2 separate regions of the Homo sapiens genome follow, and region 1 is linked to region 2. The links are chromatin contacts, found by Hi-C or POLR2A ChIA-PET in ENCODE. All regions are on one chromosome and are shown on one strand. Each heading gives the region's core, a stretch centred on a gene start or an enhancer-like site at or near the end of the contact. The rest is flanking DNA. Distances are from core to core; before and after follow the strand shown. Region 1 holds the start of LINC00229 (long intergenic non-protein coding RNA 229). Region 2 has its middle 39 kb from the start of SHISAL1.

Evidence for each region. Hi-C counts contacts between places; a loop is a spot of excess contacts on that map. ChIA-PET counts read pairs that join two places held with the same protein, here RNA polymerase II (POLR2A). Pooled maps may share reads with other maps.
Region 1: a loop to region 2 is called in a map of IMR-90, with 5 times the contacts of the local background. The contact joins the promoter of LINC00229 here to the enhancer-like site in region 2. A Hi-C loop is called at or near these places in 4 of 168 maps with a recorded cell type or tissue (HepG2, IMR-90, Panc1 and 1 more), 1 of 37 single-sample maps with no recorded cell type and 6 of 50 pooled maps. POLR2A ChIA-PET finds 5 or more read pairs at or near these places in 1 of 52 experiments (activated T-cell).

Annotation. Positions count from the first base shown.
Region 1 is chr22:44,623,885-44,628,320 of GRCh38, forward strand. LINC00229 (long intergenic non-protein coding RNA 229) reads right to left here and starts at 1,535. Exons shown (of 5, transcript NR_044991.1): 1 at 1,433-1,535. It overlaps LOC105373060 (a long non-coding RNA gene), which reads left to right and starts at 194. Exons shown (of 2, transcript XR_938301.1): 1 at 194-272; 2 at 669-908. RefSeq lists an enhancer at 413-912.
Region 2 is chr22:44,349,517-44,353,663 of GRCh38, forward strand. No RefSeq gene overlaps it. Among named protein-coding and RNA genes, the nearest start is that of SHISAL1, 39 kb to the left of the region's middle. RefSeq lists an enhancer at 3,133-4,062. Within about 2 kb of position 2,340, at least 2 of the 41 ENCODE cell types and tissues checked have a DNase peak (open chromatin) inside an H3K27ac peak, as active enhancers do.

The DNA of each region.
Region 1 (4,436 bases), core at 285-2,784, 270 kb after region 2:
GACAGAGAGTGAGCGGTGGGGGAGAAGCTCCTGGGACAGAGGGCCCCCGCCTGCCCTCTCTGTGTGCTGGGGGGAGGGATGGGTGCTCTCCCACCACCTGCTGGGCCATCTGGGGGGGTCCCAGGCTATGGGATGGAGCACAGGGCGCTAGACCCCTGGGGCCCTGGGTGAGCCCCCAGTCTGAGATCACAATGGAGTGGTCTGGGCTGGAGAGAGGGAGCCCAGAGGAGTCCCAAGCATGCCTGGTGGTCTGCGACGGTGTCCAGGAGGAGGTGAGGTTTGGGCGGAGCTTTGGTGACAACCAGGGTGTAGCAAGGGGAGGGTGATATTCAGGATATTCAGTCCCTTCGGGGTTCCCCGGGCAGGCCTCTGCTGCCAGCTCAGCACCAGGCCCAGGCTGGTGGAGGCCACCAGAGACCACTCAGTAGACCCTCCAGAGTGGGGGTGGGGAGCCCCTCCGGATGCTGATAGTGGATGACAAACAGACGGAGAAGGGGGGCCCCCAGGACAGAGGGGCACAGGGCCGGGAGACGGGTTGCAGGGTCTGAGCCGGTTCTGCCCTGCCTGCCTGGGGACTGCCCACATCCTAATCCCCTGAACCTGTGAGAATGACCTTATTTGGAGACAGGATCTAATTGCATCCTGGATTTTTTCTGGTGGGCCCTAAGTCCCATGACAGTGTCCTTGTAAGAGACAGAAGAGGAGAAGACACAGAGGGAGGCCACGTGAGGATGGAGGAAGAATGAGAGGGACAGGACCACAAGCTAAGGAACCGGGGCCCCCAGGAGCTGGGAGAGGCAGGAAAGATCCCCCTGAGCCCTCAGAGGAGCCTGGCTCTGCCGACACCCTGATTTCGGACCTCTGGCCTCCAGAACTGCGATCGAATAAATGTCTGTTGTTTTAAGTCCCCCAGGCTGTGGTCATCTGTGAGTCCGCAGAACTGACTTGGGGACCTTGGGTGGCAGCAGCTCCCCTGCACACGGTCCCACGGGTCCAGCGCTGCCCACACTCTGTCCCTCCCAAAGGCAGCCCGGGTGATGAGGGCCGACAGGGTGCTGTGGCCAAGGCCGTGTCAGCGTGCAACATGGAGGGCCCGAGGCTGCTCTTGAACAACACCCACTGCCTGACCCCAAAGGCACCGTCATAAGGCAGGGGCCCGGCAGCAGCACCAGTGTACCCTGAGCTGCTGCCCAAGGGCCTGGCCTGGGCACACACAGAGGGGCCAGCTGGGCTCGTGGCCTCTCAGGGCCATTTCAGGCCGGCCCCCATGCTGGCAAACCACGGGGAAGGCCCAGAGAGGGTGGGGCCCTGTGGGATTTAGGGGGGATCAGAGGGCACACACTCTTCCAAGAGCCAGAAAGAACCCTGGACCCTGCGGGAACCGCACCCTCAGCCCCTCCCGGGCTGCAGTAGGTCTGGGGGCTGGGAGCACCTGGGCGGGGGGACGGCGTCGCCTGCCAGCCACAGGGTCTCCAGACGGCTCAGATGGGGAGCCAGCCCCAGTGTCGCTTGGAAGGAGGCAGTTCTAGGTGGTCCAGGTTCCCAGTGTCATGGAAACAACAGTGGCTGTTTGTTAAAGTGACAGCGTCATTGTTTTCATCATCATCATTACTTGCTGGACGCTGAGCGCCGGGAGCCTCACTCACCCATCCCAGGGGGTCCTCTCCACACCCCATCAGGAGGCGGATGGGCAGGGACACACCGCTGGTGGGTGGGGACTGGCCTGGGACTCTGAGGGCCAACCCCCAGCTCCTATGGCAGTGACAGTGGCTCACGAGCAGAAGGCCAGGGAGATGAAAGGGATGGGGGTTCCCAGGGAGGCCCCTTCCCCTCCCTGAGCCTCAGTTTCCTCCTCTGTAAAATGGGGATGAGGCTGGCCCATCCCAGGGCAGGCAGGGCTGCTGGGAGCTGACCAGGCAGAGGGTAAGACTTTGTGGACAGCATTTCTCCAGACATTTGGGAAGGGGAGTGCAGGGAACTAGCAGGTCCCATGACCAGAGGACCCCGCGCTGGGTTGAGTGCTCTGCCATCCTGTCTTGAGATTCTTAGTCATTGGTGAAGGAGAGCCCCCATTCTGGTTCACCTTGGCTGGGCCAGCTCATTATTTGGCTGGTCCTGGATGTGGGCAGCCCCAGGATGCAGCCCTCCTCCTCAGGCTGCCCCCACACACCCCCGGCCGGGGCAGGCTGGCCGCCTCCCCGCTGGGCCTTCCTCCCGGGAAACTTCCCTGACTGCCATCCCCCCTCACCTGGGGGCCTCCCTCCCACAGCCTGGGCAGGGGTCAGACACAGCAGGAAGGGTTTGCTGATGGGCTACATGGTGATCCTTGGGGAACACTGAGGGGCGCAGGTGTGGCTTCCCCAGCCCAGCCCTAGGAGGGCCCACAGCTGGAATTTTCATCGTCCAGAACCGTCCTGGACGGCGCCCACGAAGGGGGCCAGGTGTGAGGCAACCCCAGGAAGGACGGTGGCTCTCCAGTCTCCGCCTGCAGGCGGCCTGATGGGATCTGTGGGGCACTGCTGCCACCTAGTGGTTGATGAAGAGAAGGCAGCACACACCCACCTGGGAAGAATAATGTTAATTAAGTTAGAGAGTGAGTTAGAGAGTTGTTAGTTAGAGAGAGTTAGAGAGTTAGAGAGTTAGGGTTAGGGTTAGGATTAGGGTTAGGGTTAGGGTTATGGTTAGGGTTACCTTTACGGTTAGGGTGAGACGGGGACATCCAGTCAGGATAAGCATGGGGGACCAATGCAGAAGATACAAGTTTCCTGGATGCTTCAGACAACCCAACTTTCTTCCCTTCCCCACCACTGTTCTCCAGTTAACTACTTATCAGCTTACCCTGTGCACAAGGTAATGAAGACGGTCATACAGCCAGTGAGTTGCAGGGATCGCAGGAACCCCACGACCACCAGGTGGACATTCAAAAGGCAAATCGCATCCCTGAGGACCCCACACTAAAAGCCAAGCTCGAGCCAGCTCTTCCCTCCTCAGGTGAAAGCTGTGAAAGCTTGAGGCTCTGTTGCAGGCTGCAGGGAGGAAGGGGCACCACCCTCTCCCTCCTGCCCTTCCTTCCTTGTGGGTGGTCCTATTCTTCTGTCCTGGTTTTGCAAACGCAGCTTCCAATCCCCTTTCCCACGGGGAGCCCCTCCTGTGTAGAGACAGGAGCCTCCCTGGGCAGAGACCCCAGCTCTGCCTCCGAGATGCCCCCAGGTGACCTTCAGAAGTGAAAATGGACCTCCAGCCCCACCTCTTCAAGGTGCAGCTGGCCAGTGAGTTAGCGAGAGAAGGAAGCCAGGCAGGGGGCAGGGGCACCGTGCTTAAGAGGCGGCCTCGGGGCCAGGTGCAGTGGCTCACACCTGTAATCCCAGCACTTTGAGAGGCCGAGGTGGGCGGATCACCTGAGGTCAGGAGTTTGAAACTAGCCTGACCGACATAGAGAAGCCCCGTCTGTATTAAAAATACAAAATTTTTTTAGTAGAGCTGGGCGTGGTGGCTCATGCCTGTAATCCCAGCTACTCGGGAGGCTGAAGCAGGAGAATGTCTTGAACCCGGGAGGCAGAGGTTGTGGTGAGCCGAGATCTCGCCATTGCACTCCAGCCTGGGCAACAAGAGCAAAACTCCATCTGGAAAAAAAAAAAGAGAGAGAGGCAGCATCGGGCATTTGGACCTAGATTCACAGCTCAGCTCTGCCGCCTTCCCAGCTCTCCCTGCTCCGTCACCTCCCTGGGCCTTGTGCCTTCACCGTAAGACTGGGGCAGTGGTGCCTCTGCCCTGGGACGACCATGTGCATTCAACAGGAAATAGTCGCAGAGCTCCTGGCCAGGCTCAGTGTCCAAGGCGAGTCCTGCAGGCCCCGCAGAGCCCATGCATGTGCCTGGAGGCACCGCGGCCTGTGCTGGGAAGGAGGGAGAGGAGGAACATTCCACTGCCTCATCACTGTCCCAGAGGCACCAAATCAATGCCCCCACCTGAGGCAGGGAGGAGACAGGGCACGAGGGGAGGAAAGTAGGGGGAGGAGCGGGGCCTGGACAGAGGCAGGGGAGGAGCAATGGAGAACAGCCAGACGCCGGCTTGCCAGCAAGAATGGAGGCCAGTGCCTGGCGCAGCCACACCTGAGCTTTCCGACTGTTCATCCTGGAGATCTGCAAACCGCACTCCCCCACAACAGCCCCAGGTGCCCCTCCTGAACCCCCCTCCATCTGCCTCCTCCTCGCCTCCCAGAGCCCCCTCTGCAGGTCAGACCGTCTTGGTCTCTGGCCTGAACTTAAAACCGTTAATCAGAGCTGCTGCACCTCTGTTTGAACATCCTCTGCTCATGTCTGGGGTCCCCGTATAGGATCTAAACTCCTCCCAGGGGCTGGGGCCAGGGCAGCCTGCCTGCCTGCACCCTGGACTTCCTCTCCCTGTCACCCACCCATCAAGGTCCTCTGCTGCTG
Region 2 (4,147 bases), core at 1,090-3,589:
CTGGCGCCCCTGACCTGCGGACTCCAGAGCAGGTTTCCAGCGGTCGGGGTGGCCTCTCTCAGGCTCCATTCGCTGGACCCCTATCCTATAACATCCTCCTGAAACCCAGCAGCCTCGGTGGAATGGAAGCACAGTCAGTGTAATGAGGGCGAGTTCCTGCATTTGGGTCTTACCTTCAAACCCTCCCACAGTGACCAGGAGTAAGGGTTCTTCCACTCAGCAAGGACACAGAGGGTGAAGGCTGCATTCCAGGAGTTGCTCTAGGTCACTCACTTGGAGAGGCGGAGGCAGAGAGAGCGGCTGGGAGGTATTTTTCTGGGTTACGTTTGTAACTTGACCCTTCCTCTTCACTTGTTCATCTATGGGCTGCCAAGTCCCCAATCTCCCTCTTGAGCATGAAACCCATGTCACCAACTGTCCAGGCCCTGAGGCTGCAGGCAGGTCTGAGCTGGAACTCTGCACCCTATGCCCAGATCTCCACCCTCACCCTCCAGTCAGATGCTTCCCCTTGGCTGGCACCAGGCTCTGTGGTTCCACCTTGTGAATTCGTCCACTTCCGTCCACTACCACACTGTTGGCACCACAGTCGCTGTCTAGGCATCATCCTGCTGTCTGCTCCCAGGCCCCCGCCTGAGTACCATCAGCCTGGCTCTGCCCAGCAGCCCAGCCAGCTGCCCGGAACGTCCTGCAGTGGGATGATCTGACCAAGGTACCAGGACACCAGCATCAGCGAGATATCACTAGTCAGGGTCCCCAGAAAGGCAAAGGAAGGGGATCCCCCTTTCCCAATCCTGACTCCTCACTCACATCAGAGACCAGAGAGGGAGGATTGTGGGGACACTCTTTCAGGAAGAGAGTGGGCGCAGTCCCACCCTGAGTCTCCAAAGGGGAGGAGACTGCTGCCAGCTTCTCTTCTGCCTGGTGGGACCGGTGAGAGAGGCTCGGTGTTGACTGGAACCAGGGGCTGCAGGCTCAGGGGAAACCCAGGAGAGAGGGCTGGGTTGGGCACGGCTATTATTCCCAGAGTTGGCCTGGCCGAGGTGCCTAAGTCAGTCTGTGGTTCAGACATGGGGCTCAGGGCTGGGGGAGTCCTGCCAAAAGACCCTGACAATAAGTCTTCAAGGTGTGAAGACCTTGAAGAAGAGACTCAGGGACTAGGCGTGGGAGGGCAGCAGCCTGGGGCCAGCCATCTGCTTTGGGAAACTCCGCCCAGTGGCTGCATCTTGCCGTCTGATCAGAGGACGAGATGGGCAGGCAGGTGGGGTGGGATTTGTGTTAGAGGCTTGGGGGGCTGTGGTTCAACTGATTTGCCTGTGGCCTCAGGGGGTGTGAGCCCCATCCCCATTTATGCGGGGGGCTGCCAGGTCCTGAGACCACCCCTGCCAGTTCCTCCCAGGTGATGGGGTTGCTTCTGAGGAACAAGTGGCCTCTGTCCAGGAGTCACGGGGGGTGGGGACACCCCAAGTTCACAGACACCCCTCCCCCACACTAGAAAGTATGAATGGAGACAAATTTCGTCAGCCTGGTGTTCACATGCATGGCACAGCTCCCCCCAGCCCACCTGCCCAGGGGCCCCAAAGGTCTCAGCCTCGCACGAGATCCCCCGACTTTCCAAACTTGTCAGCTTTCCAGGTTTGTCTTCCTGGACGTGTTTCTGCCCAGGGGTTTCTGCTGTGCCTGAGAGGTGGCCCAGGGTCATGTGACGGGGGTAGAAACTAGCCCAGCAGGCCTGGGTTTGCCTGCCACTGTGCTTCTCACTTGCTGTGTGACCTGAGGTAAGTTACCAGAGCTCTCTGAGTATGTTTTCCTAGTCAAGCTTTGGACAGATGCCCTGTGCGGGGGTGAGTGGTCAGAAAATGCTGTTTCCCCTGTCTCCCTTCCACTTTTGAATGTTTCCTCTTCTCAGCTGACATTTAAAACAATTCCCACAGGCCGGACGTGGTGGCGCACGCTTCTAATCCCAGCACTTTGGGAGGCCGAGGTGGGCTGATCACTTGACGTCGGGAGTTCGAGATCAGCCCGGCCAACATGGTGAAACCCCATCTCTACTAAAAATACAAAAATTAGCCAGGCATGGTGGCGGGCGCCTGTAATCCCAGCTACTCAGGAGGCTGAGACAGGAGAATCACCTGAACCCGGGAGGCAGAGGTTGCAGTGAGCCGAGATTATACCATTGCACTCCAGCCTGGGTGACAAGAGCGAGACTCTATCTCAAAAACAAAGCAAAACAAAACACCAGTTCCCACAAATGCCTGAACCTCCCCCTGAAACAATGACTCATCTTGGGGCGGGGGGTGCCATAAAGTATGTGATCAATTTAACCCTGTCTCAGCCACAGTGTCATCACCCCAGCCCCCGTCACCTCACTGATATTAAGTAGGCAATGAACACGGCAGGTGGAAGCAGTCCCTGCCTGATGGGGGAACCAGATGGCGAAACCGATGGCAGGGCTGCAGTGGGAACCTGGCTTTGCCTGCATCACGGGGGAAGAATCTGAAGAATTGGCTGAGGGCCATTGAGAGCCTGCGGCTGACGGAGACTCGGGGAATTTAATGATGGGTTAGTTGCCTGCATACAGGAACCTGCTGACATGGCATTTTGTGGGCAATTCTGGGAATTTTGGTGACAAGTGTTCCTGACCCCTCAACCTCACCCTCACCCCCACTGTGGTTCTCAGTTTCTGATTGGGTAAGGACAAACCTCAGTGGAAACTCAGTCCCAGGTGGAAGGGGCCCCAGAGGCTCTCTGGTCAGGGAGGCTCCCTTTGTGTGAGTGTGTGCATTCACATGTGTGCGCCTCTTGGAAGAGAGGATTCCAGGTTCTTTCAAAGCTCAGAGAGGTTTGTGATTCCCAGAGACCAAGAACTGCAGGTCTTGTTCATTTTACAAGCAGGAAAAGCCCCGGACAGCCTGGCTTGACTTACAATGTGGCCAATTTGCTTGCAGTTGAACCATTCCCATAGTTTCCTTCAGGAAGCAGGTCTGGCGGGCTGGGGGTGGTGGTGAGGGAGGTGTCAGGGACATCTGTCACTGGTGCCCCTCCTCCTGGGGTTTTCAGGAGTAGGCCCAGGGCTGGTACCCCCTCACGATGGCCCCACACCCAGTCACAGCCAGTGGAGACCACAGTAGAGGGGAGGGGACTCCTCTGGGCTTGGTCCTCATTGGTCACTACCTGTGGCCCAGGTGCCCTGGGTACTTGGGCCTCAGGAGAGGACCGCTTTGGCCACCACGTCCACCGCACTGCCACAGCTCCCCTCACTGTCCTCACCCCCCTCCTCAGTTTCCTCTTGATGGTCAGCTGGCCCGCCCCCTCCTTTCTTGCAGAAGAGGAAACACAACACAGCCCTGTGACTCTTCAGGGCTCCCAGTTTTCTCTGTCTCCGCCAGGCTGGTGGGGCTTGCTGCTGGGCCCATTGGGGTGAGATGTGTGGGCCCCACAGCCTTCTTCCTGCCTGCCCCGGGCTCTGAGGCTCAGGGACCTGGAGACCCCTCTTTTCTATCCGCCTCTAACAGGATGAGTTGAGCATGGAGGTTTCTAGACTGGGCCTCCTGGCAGTGTCTCTTCCCAGCCCCAGGGTGCTATTGAAGGGATGCGAGGCAAGGAGAAGGATTCGAGCCAGGAGCCCCGAGGAGGGAGCTGCTTGAGGGACCTATTGCTTGCAGGTAAATTCCTGGTTTTGGAGAACCCAGGTGGCCCCCAATCGCCCCCACTTTCTGCGCCTTCCGACAGGTGGCAGGCGGCAGGTGCTCTGTGCATATATGTCCCTTTTTGAGAATTCGCTCTGAGTCAAGGTGGCTCATCCCAAGGCTCCTTAGACCTCAGGGAGCACCTGCGATTTTACAGCAAGTACCCATGCACTCTCCCGCTTAGACCCCACGACAGCCTGGCCGGGTGGCGATTTCAACTGACATTTTGTATAAGCCTTCAGGGGGCTGAGTGACTTGGCTGAGAACACCCAGTGGGACAGCAACAGAGCTGGTGAGAGCACTCACTTTCCAAGCCTTATTCCAGCACTCTCTTCCCAGCCCTGGGGAAGCTTTCAGGTCATCTGGTAATGGCAGAAGCACACAGCCAAGACGTGTGTGGAGAAGCTGCGGGTAAAACCCCTCTCCCCCTCTCTATTCTCAGCAAGCAGCACAAGGGACCC